Regions from separate parts of the Homo sapiens genome. Here region 1 is linked to region 2. A link is an interaction called in ENCODE POLR2A ChIA-PET data of the cell type or tissue named here. Cell type or tissue: PC-9. All regions are shown on one strand. Links, peaks and the distances in the headings refer to the core of each region. The heading gives the core; the rest is flanking DNA. Region 1 overlaps ITCH (itchy E3 ubiquitin protein ligase). Region 2 holds the start of ASIP (agouti signaling protein).

What was found. ChIA-PET counts read pairs that join two places held together with the same protein. Peaks named below come from ENCODE experiments on the same cell type or tissue, not always from the same donor. Only the 100,000 strongest peaks of a DNase experiment are listed, where the experiment ranks them.
Region 1: POLR2A ChIA-PET joins it to region 2 with 12 read pairs; 4 of 35 experiments call an interaction of 5 or more read pairs at or near these places.

The regions. Positions count from the first base shown.
Region 1 is chr20:34,385,873-34,401,456 of GRCh38, reverse strand. ITCH (itchy E3 ubiquitin protein ligase) reads right to left here. Exons shown (of 25, transcript NM_031483.7): 3 at 7,576-7,666. The coding sequence starts at 7,645. Among named protein-coding and RNA genes, the nearest start is that of ITCH, 30 kb to the right of the region's middle. RefSeq lists a silencer at 5,509-5,610. In PC-9, for the core only: no CTCF peak of the experiment used is centred there; DNase peaks (open chromatin) are centred at 10,546, 11,086 and 11,656; H3K4me3 peaks cover 368 bases; H3K27ac peaks cover 6,393 bases.
Region 2 is chr20:34,239,585-34,255,168 of GRCh38, reverse strand. It overlaps ASIP (agouti signaling protein), which reads right to left and starts at 13,746. Exons shown (of 4, transcript NM_001672.3): 1 at 13,680-13,746. It also overlaps a transcript of AHCY not described here and the pseudogene DENRP1. RefSeq lists enhancers at 12,153-12,654, 13,708-13,857, 13,878-13,947. In PC-9, for the core only: no CTCF peak of the experiment used is centred there; no DNase peak of the experiment used is centred there.

The DNA.
Region 1 (15,584 bases), core at 5,267-13,266, 140 kb before region 2:
TATATGTGACTGTGACTTTCAAGGACATTTGCTTGCCATTTGCTGATTTTTTTGGAAAGTTAATTTCTTAACTTCTTTCACTAATAAATGAAGAAAAGTACTGCACCTTTGAAACAGAACAAATGGGTTGAGCTTGTAATTTAAAAAAAAATTTCCCGGTCAAAAAAAAGAAAAAAAGAAGACACAGATGAGTTCAGTATAATAGCTGAGGTTATATATAGGCATAATTAAATGGGAAACAGGTAAATAAAGACAGGGAAGGACATAAGAAAACAGACTTACATCCAAGGTAAAGACCCTGGCTAAATGATAAGAAGAAACGAAGAGCTGATTCAAAACATCCAAGACCAGCCTGGGCAACACAATGAGAATGTGTCTTTATAAAAAATTTAAAAATTGGCTGGGAACAATGGCTCACGCCTGTAATTCGAGAACTTTGGGAGGCCGAGGTGGGTGAATCACTTGAGGTCAGGATTTTGAGACCAGCCTGGACAACATGGTAAAGCCTCATCTCTACTAAAAATACAAAAAGTGAGCCAGGCACAGTGGTGCATGCCTGCAATACCAGCTACTGGGGAGGCTGAGGCATGAGAATTGCTTGAACCTGGGAGGCGGAGGTTGCAGTGAGCCAAGATCAAGTCACTGCACTCCAGCCTGGGTGACAGAGCGAGACTCTGTTTCAATAAATAAATAAATAAGTAGGTAAGGGGGTGGGCATGGTAGGCAGAGATTGCAGTCAACTGAGATCGCGCCACTGCACTCCAGCCTGGGCGACAGAACGAAACTGTCTCAAAAAAAAAAAAAAAAAAAGAAAAATTTTTTTCTCTTTCTAACTTTCTAAAACACAAATCTAACCACCCTTTGATACAAACACTGATTACTTCCCATCTCCATCTCCCTTAGCAATAAATTTTTTTTAAGGCACACCTGAAAGACACAGCCATTCCCATTCTCAGGGCTCCCCTATTATAGGAGCTTTCATGGGTATTAGGGCAAGTTTTGTGTACTCTCTTCTTTCATGTGTCTTGCTCATGCTGTCTCCTCAAAGGGTCCTTTTCTACTTTTCTGCATTTAAACAGCAGCAATCCTAGGTCAGGGAAAGTGGCTCAGGCCTATAATTCCAACACTTATGGAAAGGCTGGGAGCATCACTTGAGGCCAGGAGTTCAAGACCATCCTGGGCAACATAGCAAGACCTTGTTTCTACAAAAAAAAATTTTTGGCCGGGCGCAGTGGCTCACGCCTATAATTCCAGCACTTTGGGAGGCTGAGGTGGGCAGATCACAAGGTCAGGAGATCAAGACCATCTTGGCCAACATGATAAAATTCCATCTCTACTAAAAATACAAAAATCAGCTGGGCTTGGTGGCGCATGTCTGTAATCCCAGCTACTCAGGAGGCTGACGCAGAAAAATTGCTTGAACCAGGGAGTCAGAGGTTGCAGTGAGCCAAGATCACGCCACCACACTCCAGCCTGGCAACAGAGCGAGACTCCGTCTTAAAAAAAAAACAAAAACACAATTTTTTTTAATTAGTCAAGTGTGGTGGGTGGTACACGCCTGTAGTCCCAGCCACTATAGAGGATGAGGAGAGAGGATTGCTTCAGCCCAGGAGGTTAAGGCTGCAGTGAACCGTGACTGTGCCACTGGAGTGTAGGGGTGCGATCTTGGCTTACTGCAACCTCTGTCTCCCAGGTTCAAGTGATTCTCCTGCCTCAGCCTCCCGAGTAGCTGGGATTACAGGCACGTATGACCACACCTGGCTAATTTTTGTATTTTTTAGTAGAAACAGGGTTTCACCATGTTGGCCAGGCTATCCTGAACTCCTGACCTCGGATGATCTGCCCGCCTCAGCCTCCCAAAGTGCTGGGATTACAGGCATGAGCCACCATGCCCGGCCAACCCTGTCCCTTAAAATAAATAAATAAATAGCAGCAATCCAAACACCACCTTCTTTCCCAGTGACTCTAGTCAAATACTGATCTCTTTTTCCTGACCAGTTATCCCTTCTTGCCATTACAATACATGGTGACATTTGTTTATTTTTATTTTATTTATTTATTTTTTTGAGACAGTTTCACTGTTGTTGCCCAGATTGGAGTGTAATGGCACGATCTCAGCTCACCGCCATCTCCGCCTCCCGGGTTCAAGCAATTCTCCTGCCTCAGCCCCCCGAGTAGCTGGAATTACAGGCATGTGCCACCATGCCCGGCTAATTTTGTATTTTTACTAGAGACAGAGTTTCTCCATGTTGCTCAGGCTGGTCTCGAACTCCCAACCTCAAGTGATCCGCCCACCTCGGCCTCCCAAAGTGCTGGGATTACAGGTGAGAGCCACCACGCCCAGCCTGACATTCATTTTTTACACTTGCATATTTATTCCTTACTTGATTCTAGAAAGGCATTGAGGCAGCTTACAATAAAACAAATACTATAACTGACCCATTAAGAGATTAAAACCCACGATGTCATTAAGGAGATTTGTGCAAAATACTTAGTTCTAAGCATTCTAGCATCAAAACTAAAGAAGTAACTCAATGAATTATGAAGGGCATTTGATTCTATTAAACTTGGCACTTCTGTCTTTTATCTTATGTTCTCTGTTTCATATCTAATAATGTTTGCTGAACTATTATCCATTATTCATGGTGTGTTTGTTTTTTGCCCTACACTTGAGCATTCTCAGAATATTTAGACCCAATTAGCAAGCAATGAATTAAAAAAAGAAAAAGAAAAAAATTTATAAAAAAGAGAATATTTAAGGCCAGGCGCGGTGGCTCACGCTGTAATCCCAGCACTTTGGGAGGCAGAGGCGGGTGGATCACCTGAGGTCAGGAGTTCAAGACCAGCCTGACCAACATGGTGAAAACCCGTTTTTACTAAAAATACAAAAATTAGCCAGGCATAGTGGCGGGTGCCTGTAATCCCAGCTATCTGGGAGGCTGAGGCAGGAGAATTGCTTGAATCTGGGAAGCGGAGGTTGCGGTGAGCCGAGATCACGCCATTGCACTCCAGCCTGGGCAACGAAAGGGAAACTGTCTCAAAAAAAAAAAGAAAAAGAATATTTTAGACCCAAGATTTTAAAAATCTGAGATGTGGCTGAGTGAGGTGGCTCACACCTCTAATACAAGCAATTTAGGAGGCTGAGGTGGGTGGATCACCTGAGCCCAGGAGTTTGAGACCAGCCTGGGCAACAGAGCAAAACGCCATCTCTATAAAAAATACAAAAATTAGCCGGGTGTGGTGGCGCACACTTGTAGTTCCAGCTACTCAGGAGGCTGAGGTGGGAGGCTCACCTGACCCCAGGAGATCAAGGTTGCAGTGAGCCATGATCACGCTGCTGCACACCAGCCTGGACGACAGGGTGAGACCCCATCTCAAAAAGAAAAAAATCTGAGATGGCTATGGATTACGACTTTTTGAGGTGCAATTAGTGTTTATCATCACAGTAAAAAAAAAAAAAAAATTCAATAACGATGATAGCAAGTAAGACACTTTATGCAAAGAAAAAAACTATTAATCATTGTCTCTGAGAATAATTTACTATTTTTTTAAATCAGTAAAAAATAAAATGTATATTACTTATGTAATCTGAAAAAGTACAGAATGTTTTAAAGGACTGTTCTAATAAAAGCTTTCAACTTTAAGCTGCCAAAAAGAAGTCATAAGAATTCTGGTCTGATATAAGTCAGCTACTCAAGCTAGATTGAGGATGAGGGGTGGGGAAAAAAAACTGGAATCTGGCCTTAACTAAGAAATAGTAATATCTTTCTTTAAGAAACAGATACTGCTAAGGAAAGATACCAGAGTTAGTGAAGGAAATCCGAAAAAATTCTATGATGTGGTTACCTTAAGACAGTATTATTTTTATATTCAATCACCTTTAGGTTTTGAGGAAAATAATAATGCTAAGATATGATCTGTGACCTAACCTATTCATAATCCAGAAGAAGCTATAAGCCAGGCATAGTTGAAACTAAAATACAGGGGATGATAATTGTTCTATAATCAATAAATGCTATCAAATTAAAGGGAGAGAGACTGAGGTTTTCATTGTGTGATAGAAATACATACACATCTGAGGAAAATCCAGTGACTCATTCTAGCTAGTACAAATGGTTCACATATAAAGACTTACAGGCCGGACGCGGTGGCTCACGCCTGTAATCCCTGTACTTTGGGAGGCCGAGGTGGGTGGATCCTGAGGTCAGGAGTTCAAGGCCAGCCTGGTCAAGATGGTGAAACCTCGTCTCTATTAAAAATGCAAAAATTAGCCAGGCTTGGTGGCGGGCGCCTATAACCCCAGCTACTTGGGAGGCTGAGGCAGAGAACTGCTTGAACCTGGGAGGCGGAGGTTGCAGTGAGCCAAGATTGCACCACTGCACTCCAGCCTGGGCGACAGAGACTCTGTCTCAAAAAAACAAACAAAAAAAAACAAAAAACCTACAAAGACACCATATGTAGACAGAGGGTGAAGGGTCTTAGCTCATACTAAAGAAACTCTATACCATAGTCTAAGAGAAGTACCTAAGGTTTTTGAGCAGGAATGAAACATATTGGATGGCATATTAAAAACATTAATCTGAAAGTGATACATGAAATGATTAGAGGAAGAAATAAAGACAGAGATATTAATTAACAATAGCGACAGAGGTATTAATTTACAATAGCAAACAAAGGACGTGAACAGACATTTCTCCAAAAAAGATACAAAAATGACCAATAAGCACATGAAAAGACAATATCATTAGCCATCAAAGGAGTACAAGCCAAAACCACAATAGGGAGCTGGGTAGGGTGGTGCATGCCTGTAGTCCCAGCTACTCAGAAGGCTGAGGTGGCACGATCACTTCAGCCTAGAAGTTAGAGATTGCAGTCAGCCATGACTGCACCACTACACTCCAGCCTGGGTGACAGAGCAGACTGTCACCTGGTCTCAAAAAAAAAAAAATTAAATGGATAAAACATATGCACGCGCGCACACACACAGAGTAAAATACTACTTCACACCCACTAGAATGGCTATCATAAAAAAGATAATCACTGGCAAGAATGTAGAGAAATCGGAATCCTCATATATTGCTAGTGGGAATGCAAAACGGTGCAGCTGCTTTTAAAAATAATTTGGGCCCGTGCAGTGGCTCACGCCTGTAATCCCAGCACATTGGTAGGCCGAGGCAGGTGGATCACCTGAGGTCAGGAGTTCGAGACCAGCCTGGCCAACATGGTGAAACCCCGTCTTTACTAAAAATACAAAAATTAGCTACACATGGTTGTGCGTGCCGGTAGTCCCAGCTACTCAGAAGACTGAGGCATGAGAATCACTTGAACCCGGGAGGCGGAGGTTGCAGTGAGCCGAGATCACACCACTGCACTCCAACCTAGGCAACAAAGCAAAACTCTGTCTCCAAAAAAAAAAAAAAATAATAATAATAATAATTTGGAATTCCTCAAAATGCTAATAAACATGGATTCCATATAACCTAGGAATTTCACTCTTAGGTATATACCCAAGAAAACTGAAAACATACATTCTCACAAAAACTTGTACACAAATGTTTATAGCATTTTTCATAAAATCCAAAAAGTGGAAACAACCCAAACATCCCTCAACTGAAGAATGGATTTTTAAAATTTCGTATACTCATACAATAAAATATTATTTAGCAAAAAAAGGAATTAAGTAATGATACATGCTACAACATGGATGAACTTTGAAAACAGTCTGCCCAAAGAAGACACAAAAGGCCACACACTGTACAATTCCATTTATATGCGAGATCCAGAATAGGCAAATCTAGAGACAGAAAGATCAGGAGTTGCCTGGGTTTGTGGATGGATGGGTTAAATGGAGAGTGACTGCTAATGAGTACAGGGCTTCTTTTTGGAAGGACGAAATTATTTTAAAGTTGATTGTGGTGATGGTTGCTGAACTCTGTGAATGTACTTTTGGGGTTCAGAAACTGATATCCCAAAATATGGTGCTTTGACTTGCTGAACTAAGTAAGTCTCTCAAGGTCTCTCTGACCCCTGCAGCTCCCCTCCCTCAATCTTCTTTCTCTCAAAGTACAGCATGAAGTTGTTTTCTGAAGTTCTCTTATCTGCCTAAGTCCAGATCCACCAAAGAAGAAAACAATTACAATTACCTTTGTTCCCATCCCTGAGTTTTCAATAACTAAACTTGTATAGCAGGAATATAAAAACTGAAGTCTTTTTTTTTTTTTTTTGAGATGGAGTCTCGCTCTGTCGCCCAGGCTGGAGTGCAATGGCATGATCTCGGCTCACTGCAACCTCCGCCTCCTAGGTTCAAGTGATTCTCCTGCCTCAGCCTCCCAAGTAGCTGGGATTACAGGTGTGCACCGCCACGCACAGCTAATTTTTTTTATTTTTAATAGAGACGGGGTTTCACCATGTTGGCCAGGCTGGTCTCAAACTCCTAATCTCAGGTGATCTGCCCACCTCGACCTCCCAAAGTGCTAGGATTACAGGTGTGAGCCACCGTGCCTGGCTGACTGAAGTCTTTTAACAGACCTGGACCTGGAGAGACTTTTGTCATAAACCACTATCTATTCTGTGGGCCAAACAGACTTTGTCCCAGGCCATTGTACATTCTTCGAGCCCTCTGAATTCCCCTAAAAATCATTTACCATCCCTCTAAAATCATCCACACTTCCCCATCTCCCTTTCCCCTATGAAGAAGAGTATATAACCATTTTGTACCCCATTGCATGATGGGGTAATCATTCTGTGATCCATCCCACCCCTACCCATGCATGCTAATAAGATGTACGCCTTTTCTCCTATTTATCTGCCTTTTGTCAGGCCCTAGTGGGAGGATCATTTAAGCCCAGGTGTTCGAAACCAGCCTGGGCATTATAGTGAGACCCCATCTCTACAAAAAACTGCAGAATTTGCTGGGCATGGTGGTGCACGACTGTAGTCACCACAGCAGGAGGCTGCATGATTGTGTCATTGTTATAAGTAAATAAATAAATGGGTAACCTGTAGGGGATATGAATTATATCTCAATAAAGCTGTTAATACAATACCAAACAAACATAATTAGCAACTACCCAGGTACCCATGTTGAAGGAAAAAAAAACTGTAAAATATCCAAGAATATTCTACAATAAAAATTACATATCTATATATCTTCATTCATTCATTCAGCAAATATTAATTGAGCACCTGACATGTAACAGCCATTAAATATTTTGTTCTCTTAAGTTTTTTTTTTTTTTTTTTTTTTTGAGACAGTCTCACCCTATCACCCAGGCTGGGGTGCAGTGGCGCAAACTCAGCTCACTGCAACCTCTACCTCCCAAAGTCAAGTGATTCTCACGCCTCAGCCTCCGGAGTAGCTGGGACAGCAGGTGTGCACCACCATGCCCAACTAATTTTGTATTCTCCATGTTGGCTTGGCTGGTCTCAAACTCCTGGCCTCAAGTGACCCGCCCACCTCAGCCTCCCAAAGTGCTGGGATTACAGGCATGGGCCACCATGCCTGGCCCTCTCAGGATTATTTTTTAATCATACGGGGAAAAATAAAGTAAAGCAGCCGATGTTTCTAAAACTTACCAGTGATCTGAAGCTGTGATTTCATGGTGAGGCTACCCATTGAACCAAGTTGTGATCCACTGTCAGACATACCACCAATAGGTTGGAAAACCTGAACATGGCAAAGGAGACACTGTAAACATCAAAAATTCCCATTAAAAACATATATAAATAGTGCTAACCTGGCTATTTATTACTGAAGACCATGTAACAAAGGCCTTTACATTACTAAACACAATTTTCAATTCTAGTCTTTATCCTACCTAACTTATTGGCAAAATCTGACATGGCTGTTCATCCCCTCCTCCATGTTTTACTTTCTTCCCTTCAGTTCCCAAGATATATTCTCCAGGTTTGTGTCCTACCACACAGATTGTTCCTTCTCAGTATCCTCTGATGATTCCTTTTCTCCATTATCTTAACGCTAACATATCCTAGATCTTAGTTCTTGGTTCCCTATTCTATCTACACTCATTCCCTTGAGGATATTACCCAGTCCCCAGTAGGTAAGACTATAAGTGGGTGCCACCATGCTCGCCTAATTTTTTTAATTTTTGGTAGAGACAGGATCTCACTATATTGCCCAGGCTGGTTTCAAACTCCTGGGCTCAAGTGATCCTCCCACCCTGACTTCCCAAAGTGCTGGATTACAGCGTGAGCCACCACACCTGACCAAATTACCCATTTAGAAGTCAATGCTTGTTAGTAATACAGGGGCCAAAAGAAGACTTCCCCTTTGCCCAGTGAAGGTTCGCTGAAAATCGTCTGACAAAACGCAGGCAGATAAATTGGAGAAAAGGCATACATAACTGTTAGCATGCATGAGTTGGGGTGGGGTGGATCACAAAATGATCACCCCATCACGCAATGGGGTACAGATGATTATAAACTGGAGGATATTACCTATCCAGATAGCTTTAAATAGCATCTATATAACATGTCCCAAGCAACTTTATTTACTTATTTATTTTTTGAGAAAGATTCTCACTCTGTCACCCAAGCTGGGGTGTTCTGGAGCGCCTCCCGGGCTGGGGGGGTCCTTCTGCTTCAGCCTCCTGAGTAGCTGGGACCACTGGTGCACACCACCACTCCCCAACCAGGAGGTCAAGTCTGCAGTGAGCTATGATCACACCACTGTACTCCAGCCTGGGCAACAGAGGAAGACCCTACCTCAAAAAAGAAGAAATAAGATACAATAAAAAATAAAATCAAACTAAATGTACTTGGCACTTACTGTTTGCCAGGCACTATGGAAGAAGTACACAAATACAATAAGGCAAACAAAATGCCTTGAAACTGTAAACGCTGTCTTGAGTTTTTATGCAAATTTAGGTTTCTGTTTAAAAGTTTAAATATAAAACAATTATGATGGCTTCTCAATTCTGCAAAAATGAAATAGAACAATAATTCCTACTGAGATGAACCCTATAAAATCCAACCTACTTCATTCTGTGCTTACATACAAAAATGCTCAAAGCTAAAATTTCGTCTCAACCATAAGGACTAGCTCATTTTCTTGGCATAATACATATATTTTTTTCCTTTACCTTGTTTATTTAAATTACACTATTTCAGATGTTTTATAACCAAAATCTGCTAAAAGAACCCTCTTATTTTAAATATGAAAGGTAAACATCATAAAGTCAATAGAAGTCATCCAGAATACATTCAGAAATGAGATGTAACCTAAAAGCCTTAACACCATATTGCACAAGATATTATTCTGATTCAAATGGCTTGTTATGGACAAGGGTCCTCAAAGACATCATTATCACATTATGTAGTTATTACTTCCTCCTCAATATCCAAAAGCCTGATTGCCATAGAACGACAATATTTAAAAAAGTAAATTAAGGGGCAGTGAGAAAAGTCCAATATCTGGCTGCTGATATTCTGCATGATAAAGGTACTCATCTCCATCAACAGTCGCTCATCTCCACTAATAATTTATTGCAAGAAAATGCCCTAATAGTACAGTATAAATTATTCTAAATATAAATTAACATTAATTACAAAGTTGCAAAAAATTTTAAATCTCTACAAAAATTAAGTATATTTTAAAAACTAAAATTAACTTCATGTAGAAAAGATTAATGAAAGCACAGACTGCAAACATTTTTAAGAACAATGACTCTCCAGATAATTACAGAGAATCATTATGGTAGAATTGTGAGGTGCTCTGCCAAAAACATCCTAGTAATTTCAATAATTTATGTACATATACATACTAGTTTTACATAACTAAAATTCACCAAGCATTTTAAATTCTTGAAAAGAATAAAAATCACTATTTGTATAATATCAAAAAAATTAGAAATAATGTATATTATCAATTGGCATATTCATATATTAAATCACATATTCATACCACAGAACAGATTACTATGCAGGTATCAAAATAAGTAACTTATTAATGACTGAAATTGAGAGATCCCAAGAACATCTTTAAAGCTGCAGAACAACATGCATGAGTTGGGGTGGGGTAGATCACAAAATGATCACCCCATCAGTATGTACAGTATGATATTATTTTTGCAAACTAAAACACTATATATTCCTATGGGTACAAATACTTGTAAATAAACGCAGAAAAAGTATACATTCCATTCAGGAGGAGGGCACCTGTGTACTCAAGTACGTGGTCATAGGGAACTGTAGTTTTGTATGTATTGTTTGAAGTTCTAAAAATAGGACATGTATCACTGTTGACTTGTACAATTTTAAAAACAGCATAAAACAGAGTAGAAAAAAATAGATAATCCACACTTCAAGTCCCATCCTCTCCCCTGAGCGCCAGATTCTTAGTTCTATTATTTACAACTGCATACATGGTTAAAATGATTAAATCTAGGCCGGGCGTGGTGACTCACTCCTGTAATCCCAGCACTCTGGGAGGCCAAGACGGGTGAATCACCTGAGGTCAGGAGTTCAACACCAGCCTGGCCAACACGTTGAAACCCCGTCTGTATTAAAAATACAAAAAATTAGCTGGGCGTGGTGGTGGATGCTTGTAATTCCAGCTACTCGGAAGTCTGAGGCAGGAGAATCGCTTGAACCCGGGAGGCAGTAAGCCAAGATTGCGCCATTGCACTCCAGCCTGGGCAACAGGAGCAAAACTCCATCTCAAAAAAGAAAAAAAAAAGATTAAATCTAGGCTGGGCACAGTGGCTCAAGCCTGTAATCCCAGCACTTTGGGAGGCTAAGGTAGGTGGATCACCTGAGGTCAGGAGTTCGAGACCAGCCTGGCCAACATAGTGAAACCTCGTCTCTACTAAAAATACAAACATTAGCCAGGTATGGTGGTACACGCTTGTAATCCCAGCTACTTGGGAGGCTGAGGCGGGAGGATCGTTGAACCTGGAAGGCTGAGATTGCAGTGAACCAACATCGTGCCATTGCACTCCAGCCTGGGCAATAGAGCTAGACTTCATCTCAAAAAAAAAAAAAAAAAAAAAAAAAGATTATTCTTGTCAATTCTATACCATGTATTACAGAAGACATTATAGCATGGTAATTATGTATGCCAACTGTGAAGTCAGACAGATCTAGATCAACATTCCTGAACTGTTACTCTGTGAACTTGAGCAAATTACTGAATTTCTCTAAGCCACACTTTCTTCATCCATAAATGTAGATAATCTATAATTTATAGTTTCATTTTAAAGACTGACAGAGTATCTGCAGAATTAAAGACAGTTGTAGGAAAACTGCCTGTTGCATGCAAGAGTGATGCCATCTTGAAGTGAAACCATCATGCTAACCAATTTTTTTCTTTTTTTTTTTGAGACAGAGTCTCACTCTGTTGCCCTGGCTGAGTGCAGTGGCACAGTCTTAGCTCACTGCAACCTCCACTTCCCAGGTTCAAGCGACTCTCCTGCCTTAGCCTCCCCAGTAGCTGGGACTACAGGCACCCACAACCACACCTAGCTAATTTTTGTATTTTTAGTAGAGATGGGGTTTCATCATGCTGGCCAGGCTGGTCTCAAACTCCTGACCTCAAATGATCCACCCACCTTGGCCTCCCAAAGTGCCTGGCCCTGACCAATGTTTGATTCCTGCATACCAAGGTGTTCTTCAGCAGAGTCTTTAAACAATGCCTGTAACATAGATAACCCCTTAAAAAGATGCTTATCTAACCTCCCCAGTGGTCATGACTTTGAGTAATAAAGTCTGAAACATGACCACCTGCACATTACCCTAAAGGGATAATGTCCCTAATGGACACTTTCTAGTGGTTGTAGGGATCTACTATCTCATGGCCAACCAAGACATCACTTCTGTTCCTAAGTTTCTACTGAATATGTTTTTCTAAGAAACTGGATTTCTTAGTCTCTTTCCCATTTTCTTACAGTTAATCTTTTTCACCCTCAAGTGTTTCTCTTTTGTAGCATCTAGTCTGCAGTTCCTTTCCCAGGAAGTCAAAATTAGTGACTAAAATCTGCATATTCTTACTGCATTGTTACTCACACAGAGAGCATGGCATCAATTTTTATAATTCTAATTACAGTTGGCTCTTGTCCAACAACTGGTTTGAACTGCACAGATCCACTTATATGCAGCCTTTTTTCAACCACACACAGATTGAGGCCAGGAGCAGTGGCTCACGTCCGTAATCCCAGTACTTTGGAAGGCTGAGCAGGGAGGGTTGCTTGAGCCCAGAAGGTTGAAAGCAGTGTGGGCAACATAGTGAGACTTCATTTCTATTTAATTAAAATTTTTTAAAAAATAATAAAAAATAAAAATAAAAAACACCAATTGAAAATACAGTACTCATGGGATGTGAAACCCAAGTCTATGGGAAGGACTTTTCACATACGCAGGTTCCACAGGGCGTACTTCAGAGCATGCACTGACGTGGTTATATGTGGTGGTCCTAGAAGCAATCCCCACATATACCAAGGGATGATTGTATTTATATTATGGGTCTCTCTTAGATTTTCATTTTAAGTTCTAGGACAGCAAAAGTGCTCTTATCTTCATCTCTTGTTTTCTGTTATAAGGGGACTAAAGTGAAACTTTATGCATTGTGTTTTCACTTGTTGCCTTTGTGTTATCTTCATAGACCTAAGAACAAAAAAACATTCTTTGTAACTTCACATTCATAATTAGAGACTCTTTTGAATAGGCTATTAGTGCTCTCATTTGGAGGAGAAATGTTAGACAGTGGTGAGTGTTTTGGATTGTAATACATACTTTTAAGCCTTTGTATGTCTCAGTAAGAAAGATGTCCTAAATTCAAGTCCTTTTGAGGAGTTAGAGAAAACTTTGCCCTGAGTATCATAACTTTTTTGTTTATTGGTTGGACAGATATGTGAGAGCAAAATCCTGTCTCTACAGAAAATAAAAATAAATTAGCTGGATGTGGTGGTATGTGCCTGTTGTCCCAGTTAACGGGGAGGCTGAGGCACAAAGATCGCCAGAGACCAGCAGGTAGAGGCTGCAGTGAGCTGTGATAAGGCCACTGCAATCCATCTTGGGCGACAGAGCAAGACCTCATCTCAAAAAAAAAGAAAAGAAAGAAAAGAAAAGCAAGCAAACAAGATTTAAAAACAAACAAGCAAACAAACAAACTAAAAGCCTTCAGAAGACCAGCCTGGGCAATACAGTGAGACTCCCATCTCTACAAAAAATTTAAAAATTAGCCAGATGCAGTGGTGCATGCCTATAGTCCCAGCTACATGGGAGGCCAAACTGGGAGGACCGCTTGAACTCAGGAAGTTGAGGCAGCAGTGAACCGTGACTGCACCTCTGCATTCCAGCCTGGGCAACACAGTGAGACCGTGTCTCAAAAAAAAAAAAAAAGCCTTCACAAGTACAGCAGTATGCAATCTATAGCTTTACTTAGCACTGTAAACCATTGTGACTGGAACCAATGAAGATACAGTTTGAATCTAAATCATGGCTGGGTGCTGTGGCTCACGCCTGTAATCCCAGCACTTTGGGAGGCCGAGGCGGGTGGATCACAAGGTCAAGAGATTAAGACCATCCTGTCCAACATGGTGAAACCCTATCTCCACTAAAAATTCAAAAATCAGCCAGGCATGATGGCAGGTACCTGTAATCCCAGCTACTTGGGAGGCTGAGGCAAGAGAACCGCTTGAACCCAGGAGGCGGAGGTTACAGTGAGCTAAGATCATACCACTACACTCCAGTCTGGGTGACAGAGCGAGACTCCATCTCAAAAAAGAAAAAAAAAAATCTAGTAACAATATTTTAAAACTCTATTACCTATTAGTCTGTCAGTTACAAAGAAACTCAAAACAGGGTCTTTTTTTTTTTTTTTGAGACAGGGTCTCGCTCTGTTGCCTATGCTAGAGTGATCGAGCTCACTGCAGCCTCAACCACCTGGGCTGAAACAATCCTCCTGCTTCAGCCTCCTGAGTAACTGAGACTAACAGCCACATACCACAGGCCCATCTAATTTTTTACAGGGAGATAGAGACAGGGTCTCACTATATTGCCCGGGCTAGTCTCGAACTCCTGGGCTCAAGTAAGTCGTCCTCCTGCCTTGGCCTCCCAAAGTGCTGGGATTACAAGGATAAGCCACTGTGCCCAGCTGGGTCAATACTTAGCACTTTATAAATTTTTTTTTTTTTTTTTGAGACAGACATTCACTGTGTCGCCCAGGCTGGAGTGCAGGGGCGCAATCTCCCCTCGCTGCAACCTCTGCTTCCTGGGTTCAAGCAATTCTCCTGCCTCAGCCTCCCTAGTAGCTGGGATTACAGGCATGCATGACATCTGGCTAATTTTTTTTGTATCTTTAGTAGAGATGGGGTTTTGCCATGTTGGCCAGGCTGGTCTCGAATGCCTGACCTCAGGTGATCTGCCCGCCTCGGCCTCCCAAAGTGCTGAGATTACAGGCATGAGCCATCACACCCGGCCTATAAATCATTTATTTTGAGTAATGTTTACTACTACACTAGAAAAATGTGACAGATAGAATGCCCAATATAGAAAGAAGGTGCTAAAACACTGCCAGAGGTAAAATTAACCTTAACATCTTACTGAAAAGGCAGTGGAAACAAAAATGTGGAAAGGGATAGACATACTTCAGAAGATAATTTCAGTAATATCTTGTCTCTTAAGCAACAAACATTTATAGCCTTATTTTAAATATGTATCTTATTTATAGAGAAATTATTAAACAGGATATTGTGAAATTTGCTTGGTTTATTTTCAGAAATAACACACCCAACATAATCAGATATTTTTACAGGCCACATCTATTGTGACTTAGAAAACCTTTAAGTAATTTAATATAGCCCTATATTTTCTTAAAAGAATCCACCAAAATGACATTTCAGAAGACACAAAAAAACTAAGGAGAAAAACTGCTTGTGACAGAAAGTCCAGAGTTCAAAGAGCTAAAGTATATAGTGGTATTCAGAGAACTAAACCCTAATGAAGTCAAACTCTCAAACAATCTTACTATAAAATACAGAAGCATGTGTGGTAAATTAGAAATACATACCGAGTAGTATGTCTCCCTTGGACAGGGCTACTCTGTCATGTTCCCAAAAACACTACTCAAGTGAAAAACTAGATCCCATTATCTAGGGGCACAGTAGCAAAGACTAGCTAGAAGGAACACAGGAACATTTTTAGATCCCATTCTCTGCTAATAATCACAAAGGACCTTAGCCAGGTGTGGTGGCAGGCACCTGTGATCCCAGCTACTTGGAAGCTGAGAATTGCTTGATCCCAGGAGGCAGAGACTGCCATGAGCTGAGATCACACCACTGCACTACAGCCTGGACGAGAGATCAAGACTCTGCCTCAAAAAAACAAAACAAAACAAAAAAAAAAACAAAGGAGCCGACTTTGGTGCATGGGCTACTGAAGGTATTGGTAGAAGGAATAAAAGTTTATTTAGATTGGAGCAGAGGGTAAATACCCATTTCCATAATTTAATTTCTCAGCAAAGCAAGTGGGAAGAAACCCAAAACCCCTCATGATAGGGAAGGCGGTTGCTTTCCCATTTACTAGGAAAAATTGACTTAATTGACTTAACAAGGAGGTAGAATATGAAC
Region 2 (15,584 bases), core at 3,517-11,516:
TGGACTGGCCAAAGTCCACAGTGATCACTTGCTCTGAACACTTCATAATGTAGGTACAAGCTCAGTTCACCATCAGAGCAGCCATAAGCCTAATGTAAACACTATTCACTGCACAATGGGTAGGCAGGAGATCTCACCAGGTCAAATCCCCAGCCTAACTCAGGAAAAGTGAATCCTAGGGGTTAGTTTAAGACAAACAGACCAACCCCCGGCAAAACAGTTCTCCTGGTAGAACCATACAGTTGGACTGAGTCTTGGATTGGTAAAGTCTCAGTGGAGTAAATCTTATTTGGGTATAATAGGGAGAAAGTTAAAGACCAGTATTCCTTACCTCAATTCTGGAGGGATATGTATATTCTAAATGTAATACAGGTCCATAATGTTTAGTTGTATTAGGATTCTTGGGGTCAGATGTTTTTTAGAATTCAGAACTTTGTGAACGTTAGAAAAATAGTATCATCCATATATTATGTTAAACCACATATAAGGGGTCTGGGAGAACCCTATAATGAAAATATTAATGCTTCTATAGCAAAAAGGCATGGATCTTCATAATAGGCAGGATGAATACAGACTATGAATTGATTCACATCAATTCGGGACGGGTTTTGTTGCCAAATGTCTTCAGGTAAGTTCAGATTTTGCTGCCAAATGAGTTGCCAAAGGGGGAACAAAACCTTATACTTTTCAGGGTGTTGGGATTTTGCAATTACAGGTAAACGTTTTTGGATCTGTACAGACCTTGTTGCTGTTATTACTCATTAGAGAAACACACTCCCTGCTATTAATACAGGACAATAATGCTAGGCCGGGCCCTGTGGCTCACGCCTATAATCCCAGCACTTTGGGAGGCCAAGGCAGGTGGATCACCTGAGGTCAGGAGTTCGAGACCAGCCTGACCAACATGGTGATAGCTCGTCTCTACTAAAAATACAAAAATTAGCTGGGTGTGGTGGCGCATGCCTGTAATCCCAACTACTTGGGAGGCTGAGGTAGAAGCATCACTTGAATCCAGGAGGCAGAGGTTGCAGTGAGCAAAGATTGTGCCACTGCACTGCAGGCTGGGTGACAGAGTAAGACTCTGTCTCAAAAAAAAAACGAAACAAAACAAAACAAAAAAACAGGACAATAATGCTGACAGCAATGAGTAGCTGTGTAACTGGGTTTCTCAACTGTCTTTCCACTCTGCAATGATGAAGACTGTTATTTGATGTGTGATATCTCTGATGACAGTTCTCCTTTTAAATTCATCATCTGTATTTAGGACTTAAGATGAGTTTCTCTTCAGCATGGTGGATAAAAAGAAGGATCCAGACACACGAGTCAGATCACTTGGATGAACCTGTCATTTAAATGGCTGCCTGACCCTAGGTCCACCTAGGTCTCAGCTTTCTCAGTTTTAAGGGCCCGGCACTCACGCCTATAAGCCCAGCACTTTGGGAAGCTGAGGTGGGTGCATCACTTGAGGCCAGGAGTTTGAGACCAGCATGGCCAACATGGTGAAACCCGTCTCTACTAAAAATACAAAAATTAGCCAGGCTTGGTGGTGCATGCCTATAATCCCAGCTACTTGGGAGGCTGAAGCAGAAGAATCGCTTGAACCGGGAGGCGGAGGTTGCAGTGAGCTGAGATTGTGCCATTGCACTCCGGCCTGGGCAACGGAGCAAGACTCTGTCTCTAAAAAATAAATAAATAAATAAATAAATAAATAAATAAATAAAATAAAATAAAAATAAGAGCGTAGGGAAAAGAAAGAGAGATCAGGCTGGGCGCGGTGGCTCACGCCCGTAATCCCAGCACTTTGGGAGGCTGAGGCAGGCGGATCATGAGGTCAGGAGATCAAGACCATCCTGGCTAACATGGTGAAACCCCGTCTCTACTAAAAATACAAAAAAATTAGGCGGGCGTGGTGGCAGACACCTGTAGTCCCAGCTACTCGGGAGGCTGAGGCAGGAGAATGGTGTGAACCCAAGAGGCAGAGCTTGCAGTGAGCTGAGTGAGCCACTGCACTCCAGCCTGGGCAACAGAGCGAGACTTCGTCTAAAAAAAAAATAAAAAAAAAAGAAAGAGAGATCAGGTTGTTACTGTGTCTATGTAGAAAAGGAAGACATAAAAAACTCCATTTTGATCTGTACTAAGAAAAATTGTTTCTGCTTTGAGATGCTGTTAACCTGTAACTTTAGTCCCAACCCTGTGCTCACAGAAACATGTGCTGTATTGAATCAAAGTTTAATGGATTTAGGGCTGTGCAGGATGTGCCTTGTTAACATGTTTGCAGGCAGTATGCCTGGTAAAAGTCATCGCCATTCTCCATTCTCGATTAACCAGGGACACAATGCACTGGACACAATGTCCGCAGGGACCTCTGCCCAAGAAAGCCTGGGTATTGTCCAAGGTTTCCCCCCACTGAGACAGCCTGAGATATGGCCTCGTGGGAAAGGAAAGACCTTACCATCCCCCAACCCGACACCCATAAAGGGTCTGTGCTGAGGGGGAGTAGTGAAAGAGGGAGGCCTCTTTGCAGTTGAGATAAGAGGAAGGCATCTGTCTCCTGCTCCTCCCTGGGAATGGAATGTCTCAGTGTACAGCCGACCATTCCCATTCATTTTATTCTAAGATAGGAGAAAATAGGAGAAAACCGCCCTGTGGCTAGAGGGGAGATATACTGACAACAATACTGCTCTGTTACTCTTTGCTACACTGAGATGTTTGGGTAAAGAAAAACATAAATCTAGCCTACGTGCACATCCAGGCACAGTACCTTTCCTTGAACTTACTCATGATACTAATTCCTTTGCTCACATGTTTCCCTGCTGACCTTCTCCCCACCTGTTGCCCTGCTACACTCCCCTCACTAAAATAGTAAAAATAATAATCAATAAATACTGAGGGAACTCAGAGACTGGCACCAGTGCGGGTCCTCTGTATACTGAGCACCGGTCTCCTGGGCCCACTGTTCTTTCTCTATACTTTGTCTCTGTGTCTTATTTCTTTTCTCAGTCTCTCGTCCCACCTGATGAGAAATACCCACAGGTGTGGAGGGGCAGGCCCCCTTCATAAGAGGATAGGACTATATGACTCACTATAGAGTCTGAGGCACAGAGTGGAAACTTGACAAAAATTTGTTATATGAATGAAAGAATCTACCTTCTATCCTTAATTCTATGAATCCTGTCTTAGTCTGTTTAGGTGACTATAACAAAATATCATAGACTGGGTGGTTTCTAAACAACGGAAATTTATTTCTCATGGTTCTGGAGGCTGGGAAGTCCAAGATCAAGGTGCAGGCAGATTCGATATCTAGTGAGGGCCTATTTCTTCATAGACAGCCATCATCTCTCTAATCTCACAAGGTGGAAGGGCTTTCCCTTGGGCCTCTTTTGTAAAGGCACTAGTCTCATTCATGAGGGCTCTGCCACCATGACCTAGTCACCTCCAAAAGGCCCCACCTCCTTACACTATAACCTTGGCAGTGAGGATTTCAACATCTGAATCTGAGAGGGCATAAACATTCAGAACATAGCAAATTCCTCATTTCCAATTCTTGCCTCCCTGTCATTGTGCCACTGGGCAGCTTAAATAGTTACACAGAGAAGGTCAGGCGCGGTGGCTCATGCCTGTAATCCCAGCACTTTGGGAGGCCGAGGCGGACGGATCACGAGGTCAGGAGATCAAGACCATCCTGGCTAACACGGTAAAACCCCGTCTCTATTAAAAAATACAAAAAAAAATCAGCCGGGCGTGGTGGCGGGCACCTGTAGTCCCAGCTACCTGGGAGGCTGAGGCAGGAGAATGGTGTGAACCGGGGAGGTGGAGGTTGCAGTGAGCCGACATCACGCCACTGCACTCCAGCCTGGGCGACGGAGCGAGACTCTGTCTCAAAAAAAAAAAAAGTTACACAGAGAAAGATTTATAAGGGTCACTTATTATGTTTCCTTAAGAGCTGAAGAATTTACAAATGCATAAGTGTGACTGAATCTGACTAAGTTGTGGAAAAGAGGGCATGGAAAGTCATGGAAAGTTTGTACAAGCCCACTGCAATTGTATTAATAGCAGTGAGTGTGTTCCTCATGAGTAGTAACAGCAATGAGGGTTTGTACAGGTCCAGTGCAATTGGTTGATGTAACCCAGGAGTCTTGTTGACGTGCGTGCACACATGTATGCTAATGTGCAAGATCTCTGCTTGAGGGAATATAAGAGACAACAGTGTTGAGATCATCCCTGAGTAGGGTACACTCAGCGTCCTGAGTGTGCACTGAAGGCATCCCCTTAGCGACAGCACTGGGGAGAGTATTGTATCTTAATCCTTCAGGGATAAGGCCTTGTTCCCCACAGCAAAGGAAAGGACTACAGTCTCCCAGTCATGTGGCATGGCTAAGTACCTACTGAGACAGAGGTGTAGTGAGAGATGAGAATGGAAGAAGAGGCAAAGGCACCTCCACCTCCCGGGTTCAAGCGATTCTCCCATCTCAGCCTCCTGAGTAGCTGGGATTACAGGCATGCACCACTACGCCCGGCTAATTTTGTACTTTTAGTAGAGATCGGGTTTCACCATGTTGACCAGGCTGGTCTCAAACTCCTGATCTCAGGTGATCCGCCCGCCTCAGCCTCCCAAAGTGCTGGGATTACAGGTGTGAGCCACCGTGCTCGGCCTTTTTAATTTTTTTGAGATGTGATCTCACTGTGTTGCCCAGGCTGGCCTGAAACTCCTGGACTTAGGTGATCCTCCTGCCTCAGCCACTCAAGTAGCTGGGACTATAGGGGCACCACTGCACCTGGCTCCCCTTTTAATTTTTATTTTAGCATTGTTTTAGTATTTTTTGTTTGTTTGTTTAAGTAGTCTTCTTGAAGACAGTGAACAGTGTCAGCTGCTGACCATACTAGGTGTTCATGAGGCACAACTCTGACAGCCTGCCCTGGGCTTTGCTAGTGGCACTAGTCAAGGCAGCCAGAGTGTCTGGGTAGCCAGCAAGCTGGCATTGGAGGGGAGGTGACTGGGCTCAGTTAGTCATAATAGTGGCTTCCACCAGCCCTGCCAAGCACCAATGGCCAGAGACCTGGGGGTTCTTGGTAAAGCTCATCCCTGTGAAGGACAGTGAACACAGATCAAGAAGTATCAGCTGGACCCCAGCATGGAGGAGCAACTGCAGACTTCAGCAGACTCATTCAGGTTAGTTAAGATGAAGGCAGGCTTTCCTTTGATCAGGCTTTTGGAAAAAAGCATATACTTGGGAAGAAAGGGAAATGATAGAGCAAGAGGGAATTCTTGACCTTGAAATTGTCTGTGAAACACTGTGCATATGTGATTTTTCAGGGGAGAGGGTCCATAGCTTTCTCTGGGTCCATAATGGGTTCTCTGGCCCTGAAAAACTGAATCAAGTTGCTTTATGTTCTGCATATGTGAATAACGGATGCCCTACCTTTAAATGGCTTTCAGTGCAGGGAAGAGAGACAAGTAACTAACAAAAGGAGGAGGGGGAAGTGTTAGAGTTGAGGCACAATTTGCCAGGCCCTGTGAAAAATGAAATGTAGGACCCCTTGTTAAAAAATTAAGAGATGGTGACAGGAGAGCATTAAACCAAGCCATTGGCCCTTTAAGCACGAGGCCTGGTGCAGCTACACAAGCTGCATGCTCATGAAGCCAGCTGTGGTTACAAGATTGAGAAAGTTGACACTGATCATATGACACAGTGGTTATGAAGAAGTTTGCGGATTAGGGGAAACATTACATTACACTCAGTAAAGTTTCAGCAGTAAGTCATATAATAATGAGACTGCTTATAGACATCACCTTCAGCTGTCTAACCAGGGCTCTGGGCATCGGATATCTCAGTGGAGGCGAGGAGATAGGGGATTGGGGGCGGGGGATGGGAATGCGTTTGGGGAGTCAAAGAATGAACCAGCATGTAAAAACCTGGGTTCTGGTCCCAGCCCTGCCACTAGCTCCCTGTGTGACTTCTGGCAAGTTACTTTCTCTCTATGGATAACTTTTTCTTCACCTGTATGAGAAAAAATTTGCATTATTAGATTTTTTTTTTTCGAGACAGGGTCTCACTCTGTCACCCAGGCTGGAGTGCAGTGGTGCCATCTCAGCTCATTGTAACCTCTGCCTTCAGGGTTCAAGCAATTCTCCCACCTCAGCCTCCCTAGTAGCTGGGACTACAGGCATGTGCCACCACACCTGGCTAATTTTTTTTTTTTTTTTGTATTTTTGGTAGAGATGGGGTTTTACCATGTTGCCCAGGCTGATGAATTATTAGATTTTTAAGTTCTCTTCGAACGTTGAATTGCTGTTATTCCAAATGAGTGGCATCCCCTTCAGAGAGGCTACAACATATTCTGCTGAATATTTCTTTCTTTCTGTTTTTATAGATAGGGCCTTGCTCTGTCACCCAGGCTGGAAGGCAATGGCAAGACCATAGCTCACTGCAGCCTTGACCTCCTGGGCTCAAGCAATCCTCCCACATCAGCCTCCCAAGGAGCTGAGACTACAGGTGTGAGCCACCACACCAGGCCAATTATTTTTTTAGTAGAGGTGAGGTCTCACAATGTTGCCCAGGCTGGTCTCAAACTCCTGGGCTCAAGAGACACTGCCTCCTCGGCCTCCCAAAGTGCTGGAATTACAAGCGTGAGCCATCGTGCCTGACCTGAATATTTCTTTTATGGTGAGGATTTGCCCTCTGAGAATAAATCTGACCTCTGAAAATAGACAATGATTTCCAGCTAACTCTGGTAAGAATAATAATGTTTTTGACTGAAAATGAGCTGTGGCCTAAGTAATGGGATTTTTATAACTTAAAAGTGGTTTTAGTTTTTAGCTAATATAACCAGAATTGAGACAGTCAGTAGAATGTTTTTCCCCAAAGTTGTAATATTGAGATGTCATAAGTTCATTCTAATGCTGCAAGTAGCTTAAAATATCTTTGAATTCTAGACATACCTTCAGAGGCAATTTTTTTTTTTTTAGATGGAGTCTTGCTCTGTCACCAGGCTGGAGTGCAGTGGTGCGATCTTGGCTCACTGCAACCTTCACCTCCCGGGTTCAAGCGATTCTTCTGCCTCAGCCTCCTGAGTAGCTGGGATTACAGGCGCCCATCACCATGCCAGGCTAATTTTTCTATTTTTAGTAGCGACAGTGTTTCACCATGTTGGCCAGGCTGGTCTCGAACTCTTGATCTCAGGCGATCTGCCCTCCTTGGCCTTCCAAAGTGCTGGGATTACACGCATGTGCCACTGCGCCCGGCCTTCAGGGGCAATTTAAAAGTCATACAAGACAGGGCACCATGGCTCATGCCTGTAATCCCAGCACTTTGGCAGGTGGAGTCAGGAAGATTGCTTGAGACCAGGAGTTTGAGACCAGCCTGGGCAACACGGCAAGACCTCATCTCCACAAAAATTTAAAAAATTAGCTGGGCATGGTAGTTTCAGCTATCTTGGGAGGCTGAGGCAGGAGGATCACTTGAGTCTAGGAGATCAAGGCTGCAGTGAGCTGTGTTTGTGCCACTGCATTCCAGTTTGGGGAACAGAATGAGACCATGTCTCAAAAAAAAAAGTCATATAAGAAAAAGCATCAGCAGGGTACAGTGACTCATGCCTGTAGTCCTAGCACTTTGGGAGGCTGAGGTGGGTGGATCACGAGGTCAGGAGTTCAAGACAGCCTGACTAACATGATGAAACCTCGTCTCTACAAAAATACAAAAATTAGCTGGGCGTGGTGGCATGTGCCTGTAATCCCAGCTACTCGGGAGGCTGAGGCAGGAGAATCGCTTGAACCCGGGAGGCGGAGGTTGCAGTGAGCCGAGATCACACCATTGCACTCCAGCCTGGGCAACAGAAGGAGACTCTGTCTCAAAAAAAAAAAAAAAAAAGCATCATATAATGTAATAATCATAGCTTTCGTAATAAGATGGAAACCTGTTTCAATTGAGGACCATGTGAGGCAAATATCAATTTAAATCAGTCTTTTCTAAAAATAGCTATTTAGGAGAGAGGCATATACAATGTTAAACACAACGGGCTACATTGGCTCATGCCTGTAGTCCCAGCTACTTGAAAGCATGAGGCAGGTGGATCACCTAAGCCTGGGAGGTTGAGGCTGTGGTGAGCCATGATCATGCCACTGCACTCCAGCCTGGGTGATAGAGTGAGACCCTGTCTAAAACAAAAAACAAAAAACAAAAAAACAAAAACCAACAACAATGACAACTAAAACAAAAAAAACTAAAAACATAAAATGTTAAACTCACTAGGTTTTTAAATTAAAGAGAGGAGTATAAAACAGGCAGAAAAGGAAAGGAGAGAGGAGAAAAGTACAGAGGAAAAGAAATAAATAGAAGAGTTGTGGGAATTGGAGTTAATCAGTAAAGGGAGCTTCAAGTTTATCTGCAATTTTAAAAAATATAAAAGATGAAGGCCCGGCACAGGGGCTCACGCCTGTAATCCCAGCACTTTGGGAGGCTGAGGTGGGCAGATCACTTGAGGTCAGGAGTTCAAGACCAGCCTGGGCAACATGGCGAAACCCCATCTCTACCAAAAATACAAAAAATTAGTCAGGCATGGTGGCATGTGCCTGTGGTCCTAGGAGGCTGAGGTGGGAGGATTGCTTGAGCCCGGAGGCAGAGGTTGCAGTGAGCTGAGATTTCTGAATCCAGTGGGGCTGATTGCAAAGGAGACCCAAGGAACAGTGCCAAGTTAGATGCCAATTACCCACTTCGAGTCCTTTATTGTGGAGTCTGTTCATTACCAACAGAGTACTGTGAATATATGCCTGATGTTGCTCATTGTAAACAATGGTTAGAGAAGAATTTTCTAAATGAACTTGCAAAATTTACTGTAGAAAATTCACCCAAACAAGAAGCTGGAATTAGTGAGGGTCAAGGAACAGCAGGGGAAGAAGAGGAGAAGAAAAAACAGAAGAGAGGTGGAAGAGGCCAAATAAAACAAAAAAAGAAGACCATACCACAAAAGCTTACTAAGGCCAAAATTCCTAGAGCAAAGAAGAAACATGTGACAAGAGTGTGTGGCCTTGCAACTTTTGAAATTGATCTTAAAGAAGCACAAAGATTTTTGCTCAAAAATTCTCCTGTGCTGCCTCAGTAATGGGGAGGATGAAATTATTCGGGGAGACTTTACAGATGACATAATTCATGTCATTCAGAAAAATGGCCAGAAGTAGATGATGACAGCATCAAAGATCTTGGAGAAGTAAAGAAGTGAATTTGAAAATTTGTCTGTATTTAATGGCCTGAACTGAGAGTTGATATGGCCAAAGGGAGAGAGGCCTTTATATATACATATATATATATTTACTGTAGAATATATATATATTCTACAGTAAAACTGTAGACTGCCCTCGTCCTTGGCATTTTCACTGTTTTGTACAAGGTTGCTTGTTTTTTTAATTGCCAAAGTCAAATAAACAGGGAGACTGTCATGCTCATGCATGAATAGAATTTAGTCAAATAAAAAATTTTGGTCATTTGCTGGGCGTGGTGGCTCACGCCTGTAATCCCAGCACTTTGGGAGGCCAAGGCGGGTGGATCATGAGGTCAGGAGTTCGAGACCAGCCTGGCCAATATGGTGAAACCCCGTCTCTACCAAAAAAAATACAAAATTTAGCCAGGCATGGTGGCGCACACCTGTAGTCCCAGCTACTCAGGAGGCTGAGGCCTGAGAATCGCTGGAACCTGGGAGGCGGAGGTTGCAGTGAGCCGAGATCTGCCATTGCACTCCAACCTGGGTGACAGAGTGAGACTCTGTCTAAAAAAATAAAATAAAATTTGGTCATTTGGTACTGACTTTCTCTTTGTCTCTCTCTCTTTTTTTTTTTTTTTTTGAGACAGAGTCTCACACTGTCGCCCAGGCTCGAGTGCAATGGCATGATCTCAGCTCACTGCCACCTCCGCCTCCCAGGTTCAAGCGATTCTCCTGCCTCAGTCTCCTGAGTAGCTGGGATTACAGGCGCCTGCCACCACGCCCAGCTAATTTTTGTATTTTTAGTAGCGACGGGGTTTCATCATGTTTGCCAGGCTGGTCTCGAACTCCTGACCTCGTGATTTGCCCACCTTGGCCTCCCAAAGTGCTGGGATTACAGGCATGAGCCACTGTGCCCGGCCTGACTCTCTCTTTGTCTTTTTATTTTTTGAAAAACCCGGTAGACTTTTTATGTGGAGCATTTTTGTTGATTATTTTACTGATCTAAAGCTGAGTGATTTTTAAAAATAATTTGAATTTGGCTTCCTAACCAGTAATACGTCTCCTTGCTTCATTGATGTGACAGTTTTGAGATGGGTGTGAATCTAATAAATTTGTGGTTCAATTTGCTTTGTTGTTACAAAGTCCACCCTACGGGCACAATAACATACTGTTGGTAGGAGTTGTTCGAGCTATTCTGGAGATTATTTGATAAAGTATGCTAAAAGCCTTAAAACCATGAATGTGCGCTGTTTGAAACAGTAAGCCACTTCTTTGACATTAGAAGACATTAGAAGAAATAACCAGCCTTGCGTAAAACTTATGGATGAAAGTATTCATCACAATATTATTTATAATGAAAAATTGCAAATGTTACAAATGAACAATTGGAAAATGATTAAACAAGTGATGGCACATTGTGTGGTAGAATATTACGCATATGTTTAAAGAATCATATTTTCTAAGATTACTTGGAAACATTTTGGTAATGTCAAAGGCGGGCACCTCAGACACATTTTAGACATTAATCATCATCATTGTTCTGAGTGGAAGGCCATTCAGAGAGGCTAGAGGTTCTTATTCTGGCTATAAATTATGTGAGTAAAATTCTGCTAACCAATGAAAAATACTGTACACCCATGCTCAAGATGTAGTCCTGGAAATAGCAAGTGAAACATGTCTTCTCACAAGAGAAGTTTTAATGACAAGAGAAGTAAAAATGACAGTTTTAATGATGCATTAGATGAATTTAAACTTTAAATCAGATGCTGCAAATTGGAAGGAAGACTTGCGGTGTTTGTTCTAAATTGCTGCGGACACTTCTAAGAAACTTAGAGCCCACAAAACCATGGTTTATTGTCATGCAAATTACGATCTTGAATGAGAGTTTTTTTGTTTGTTTGTTTGTTTTGAGATGGAGTCTCACTCTGTCGCCCAGGCTGGAGTGCAGTGGCGCAATCTCGGCTCACTGCAAGCTCCGCTTCCCGGGTTCACGCCATTCTCCTGCCTCAGCCTCCTGAGTAGCTGGGACTACAGGCGCCCGCCACCACGCCCGGTTAATTTTTTTGTATTTTTAGTAGAGACGGGGTTTCATCGTGTTAGCCAGGATGGTCTCGATCTCCTGACTTCATGATCCACCCGCCTCGGCCTCCCAAAGTGCTGGGATTACAGGCGTGAGCCACCGCGCCCGGCGAGACAGTTTTTTTTTTTTTTTTTTAAATACAATATTAGAAAAATGTAAAGTATTAGAAAGATGTAAAATTTAAAAATGAAATTCTGCATTAACTGTGAATTCTACTAAATAGAATTACTGGTGGAGCAAATTTATCCATCGAGACTATCTGGTATGTGTTACATATGTATTCTGTTGGTGCTGGCAGATGTCTGTGTGCCTGTATCAACATGTGCTCCACAGTTCTTAGCAAATGCAGTTTCAATCCATAGCTAGCCAGCAGTGGATGTTACCACAGGAAAATGCAGGATTAAAATTGTCCTTGTGTAAAAAAAAATTCAGAATAATTTTTTCTTAACAACACTAAAATTATTTGATCTCTTGGGCTGTATCTACATACACGTACCGATTTCACTATTGTGACTGAATTGGCTAGTCTAATTGTTATGCCTAACAGATGCCAAATTGAATAATATTTTAATGGGTGGTTTGAATCTTCTGTAGACAACCTGCTTCAGAACTCTTCTTTGAGACCAAGAACCATATGGCAGGCCCAGACTGCCTGAGGGGTCCTGAGTTAGAACTTGAGAGAAGACTTGAGGCTGTGTCCCTTCTCAAGGGACAAAAGGACAAGACTCCTTCAGGCAGCTGTTTGTCAGTGTGAAATCTGTCTCCCTGTTCCACTGAAACAGGGGTCAGAGTCTAGGCTTCCCAGATGTTCATTCCCACAGTGTACAAGGAATACAATGCTGATAGGCGATGCTAAATGATTGTTTTAGATCTCCTGACATCATTCCCTTTAGGCTGTTTTATCTATCATTACTCAACAAAGACCTTAGTGGGTACTATATTGGTTTTGTTTATGCTCTCCAGAAATCACTTCTCTGCCTTTTCTCCTTCTCAGTAATCATGTCTTTTGATTTCTGAATTCCTTTACCTGGGGTGCATTCTGCACAAGCACTCATTAAGCATAGCTGAAGCTGAGCTGACAGTCTGTGACAGCTCTCAACAACTTTACAGCAGAAGGAGGGAAGAGGCTTTGATGTGAGATGAAATTTTCTGCAGAAGAGGATTAAGTCAGAACCAAGGAGATATAGCTGAGCAAATCTTAAGAATATGTATGCATTAGTTCTATTTGGAGAAAGTAGAAAAGGTTTTGAGACAGACATTTATGAAAGTGTTTTTCATTTTGTTTTGTTTTGTTGTTTGTTTGTTTTTTGAGTGGGTCCCAGTAAGGCATCCAAAATAACCAAAGAAAACCCAAAATGACTGGCTGGGTGCTGTGGCTCACGCCTGTAATCCCAGCACTTTGGGAGGCTGAGGTGGGCAGATCACCTGAGGCCAGGAGTTTGAGACTAGCCTGGCCAACATAGTGGAACCCTGTCTCTACTAAAAATACAAAAATTAGCCAGGCGTGGTGGTGTGTGCCTGTTGTCCCAGCTACTCAGGAGCCTGAGGTGGGAGAATCGTTTGAACTCAGGAGGCAGAGGTTGCAGTGAGCCAAGATCATGCCATTGCACTCCAGCCTGGGTGACAGTGAGACTCCGTCTCAAAAATAAATAAGTAAATAAATAAAATAAAATAAAAATAATAAAATAAAATAAAATAAAAATTTTAAAAAGGAAACCAAAAATGACTTCACTATGCCATCCCATTTAGCCTCTTTAATCTCCTCCAATGGAAACAGCAGAACAAAATGTTCCATATCACTGAAGCAGAGCGAACTCACCTACAATTGAAAACATTAACCTGAGCTTCCTTTAATGGGCATTAAAATGTGTGAATATGGATATCCATTCAGAAAAGTCAAACATTTACAAAGGAAAAGGAGAGTCTGCAATAAATGGAATTTTGGTCATCTGTTTCATCTCTAATAAATATGAAATGAACAAATGCTACACGTGCAGACTGATCCCTAAATCCTAAATTCTGCTCTGTAAGAGTTATTAGAAATCTGAAACCACAAGCAACTTTCTGAAGACATTTAAAGAAGCATTAAAGTGTGACTTTGGGGTCAGGGTCGATATTTAGGAGTACTTCTTTCTTAGATATACATATAGATATATTTATTTATTCGTTTACTGCTAGGCAATGGAAAAGGCACAGAGTAAAGAGAAAGAAGCCACTAGTTAGCAAAAGATCAACTGCTTTCTTCACACTGAACTCCTCTTAACTACTCTGACCCACAAAAGTGAATCAAAAAAATCTGTTTAACTTTCCAAGAAAGGAGGGATAACTGTTAAGTCCTTTCAACTTTCCAAAGTAGCAGCAGCTTCACTCCTGAAAGCAGATTAAAGTTGCCATCTAAACTCACATGCTTTCCCGCAAAGAGCCCAGGCCAAGGAACTTCCTTTTTCACCTTGCAGCTGTAGAGATTTGCTGCTTGCTCATCTATAACTTCAAAGACAAGAACAAGAAAACAACCAATCATACTACAAAATTATTTCAAACTTCACCACATCTCACAGGCAGGAAGGTTCTTTCAGATCCACAGTGAAAATAGGAAATGTTTCATCAGCTGAAAGGCAGCTGCAAGCAGATCAAGAGAGGTTTTACAAAAGAAGCAAAAGGTAAAGGGTTATCCTTTATTTTACAAAGGAGCTCTCTAGCAACCCAGTTCATATAAAAGTTAAACTTAGAGAAGAAAATAGAATCTCTATAGGCGGCAGAAGAAAAGAAAATTGTTTCCTCCTATTTACGGTGCAAGTGACTGTGCCTCTATTAGCCCCTCTAAGGGTCGCCAAAGCAGAGCGTCTTTCCTGTCCGTGGATAGCAGAGGCAAGGCGTGTTGCTCTGAGATTTTTTAAAGATCCCAGGATCTCCCAGAGCTGGCTTCCCCACCTCATCTCTTTGCTTTCAGCCAAGCAAACGTCATGCCTTCATACTCATTCTGGTTGCCAGAAGTCTTGTGGTCTGTTCTTCCCATATTTCTCCCAATTCTTTAGAATTGGAATTGATGTTGACATTGAGGTTACAAGGGATTGGAAGGGAAGTGGTTGCATCAAGGATACTCCAAGGGCAGAGTTTAATGAAAATTTAATTCAGAATGGATCCCAAGAGACGGAATAAAACAGTCTAATTGAGTTAACCTAGAAAAACAAGTCCTGCCAAAGAAGGGTCTAATTCAGCTTGTTTCAGAAATTCCGGGTGAGTTAAGGAGTAGTTGGTGGAGAAGCTAAACTCTTGATGGGCAGATTGCTGAGGCCCAGCCCACCTTATTAGTAAAATCTCTTTGGGACCTTTTTTTGCAGGAATATTGGTCTCATAATTTTCAGATTTCAGTCAAAGGGCTGTACTTACACAGACTCAAAAACTATGACGCTGCAGTTCTTTTCTTCTCCTTACTTAGTTGGTTTTCCTTGGATCAACTAGAATTTACAAGGTTATGTGAAAGCTGATCACACAAACTGGGTCATTCTTGTCATACCCAACTAAATCAGAGTCTAGGGACCAGGAGGGAAGAAGCACTTGGGGCACAGCACCTGCTCCATGAATTAAATTTTTCACAAGCCCAGCTGCTAAAATGGCCTGCTGTAACCCCAAGACTAGTTTAGTAGCTGCTGAAACATGACTTTAAGAATAGTTTTGCCTACCACCATCACTCACCAATCAGAGTTTGCCAGCTCCCAAATGCTTCTTTTTTCTCTTTTTTTCCCTTCTTTCCAAATGATTCTTTAGTGCCAATGAGCTTTCTTTCAAAACAGTATAGAACATTTCTCTAATAAAACTCCCAACCTTCTTTCTGTTCCTCAGACACACTGAAGACCACCTGGTTAGTGTGTATGCCTCAAACTGCAATCCTTGCTTCCAAAATAGAATGCTTTAAAGTTAGAGATTCATCGCTATGTTTTATTTTGACTTCAACAGTCACAATGTATTGCTTCCTGGATAATGTGGAGCTTAGAGGCTCTGCAGAAGAAAGTAGGTTAATATGGGGCCCTGCAATAAACATTGTCTGTTTTCGTGGTGATGGGTGCAGAAGAGTGGGATAGGGGATGGCACACCCCTACATTATCCTTATTTCTAGGAACCAATTTCTTTTGGTGATTTGTAGAGACAAGGGCAACTGGAAAGATAAGTGAATAGGGAGTCAGGAGATCTGGATTCCAGTTTAGGCTTTGTTACTTTCTCTCTGATCTTGGACAAGTCACATAAACTGTCTGAACACTGCTATCTCATCTACCAACCACACTGGGCTGAAAAGAGGATCCAATGAGAT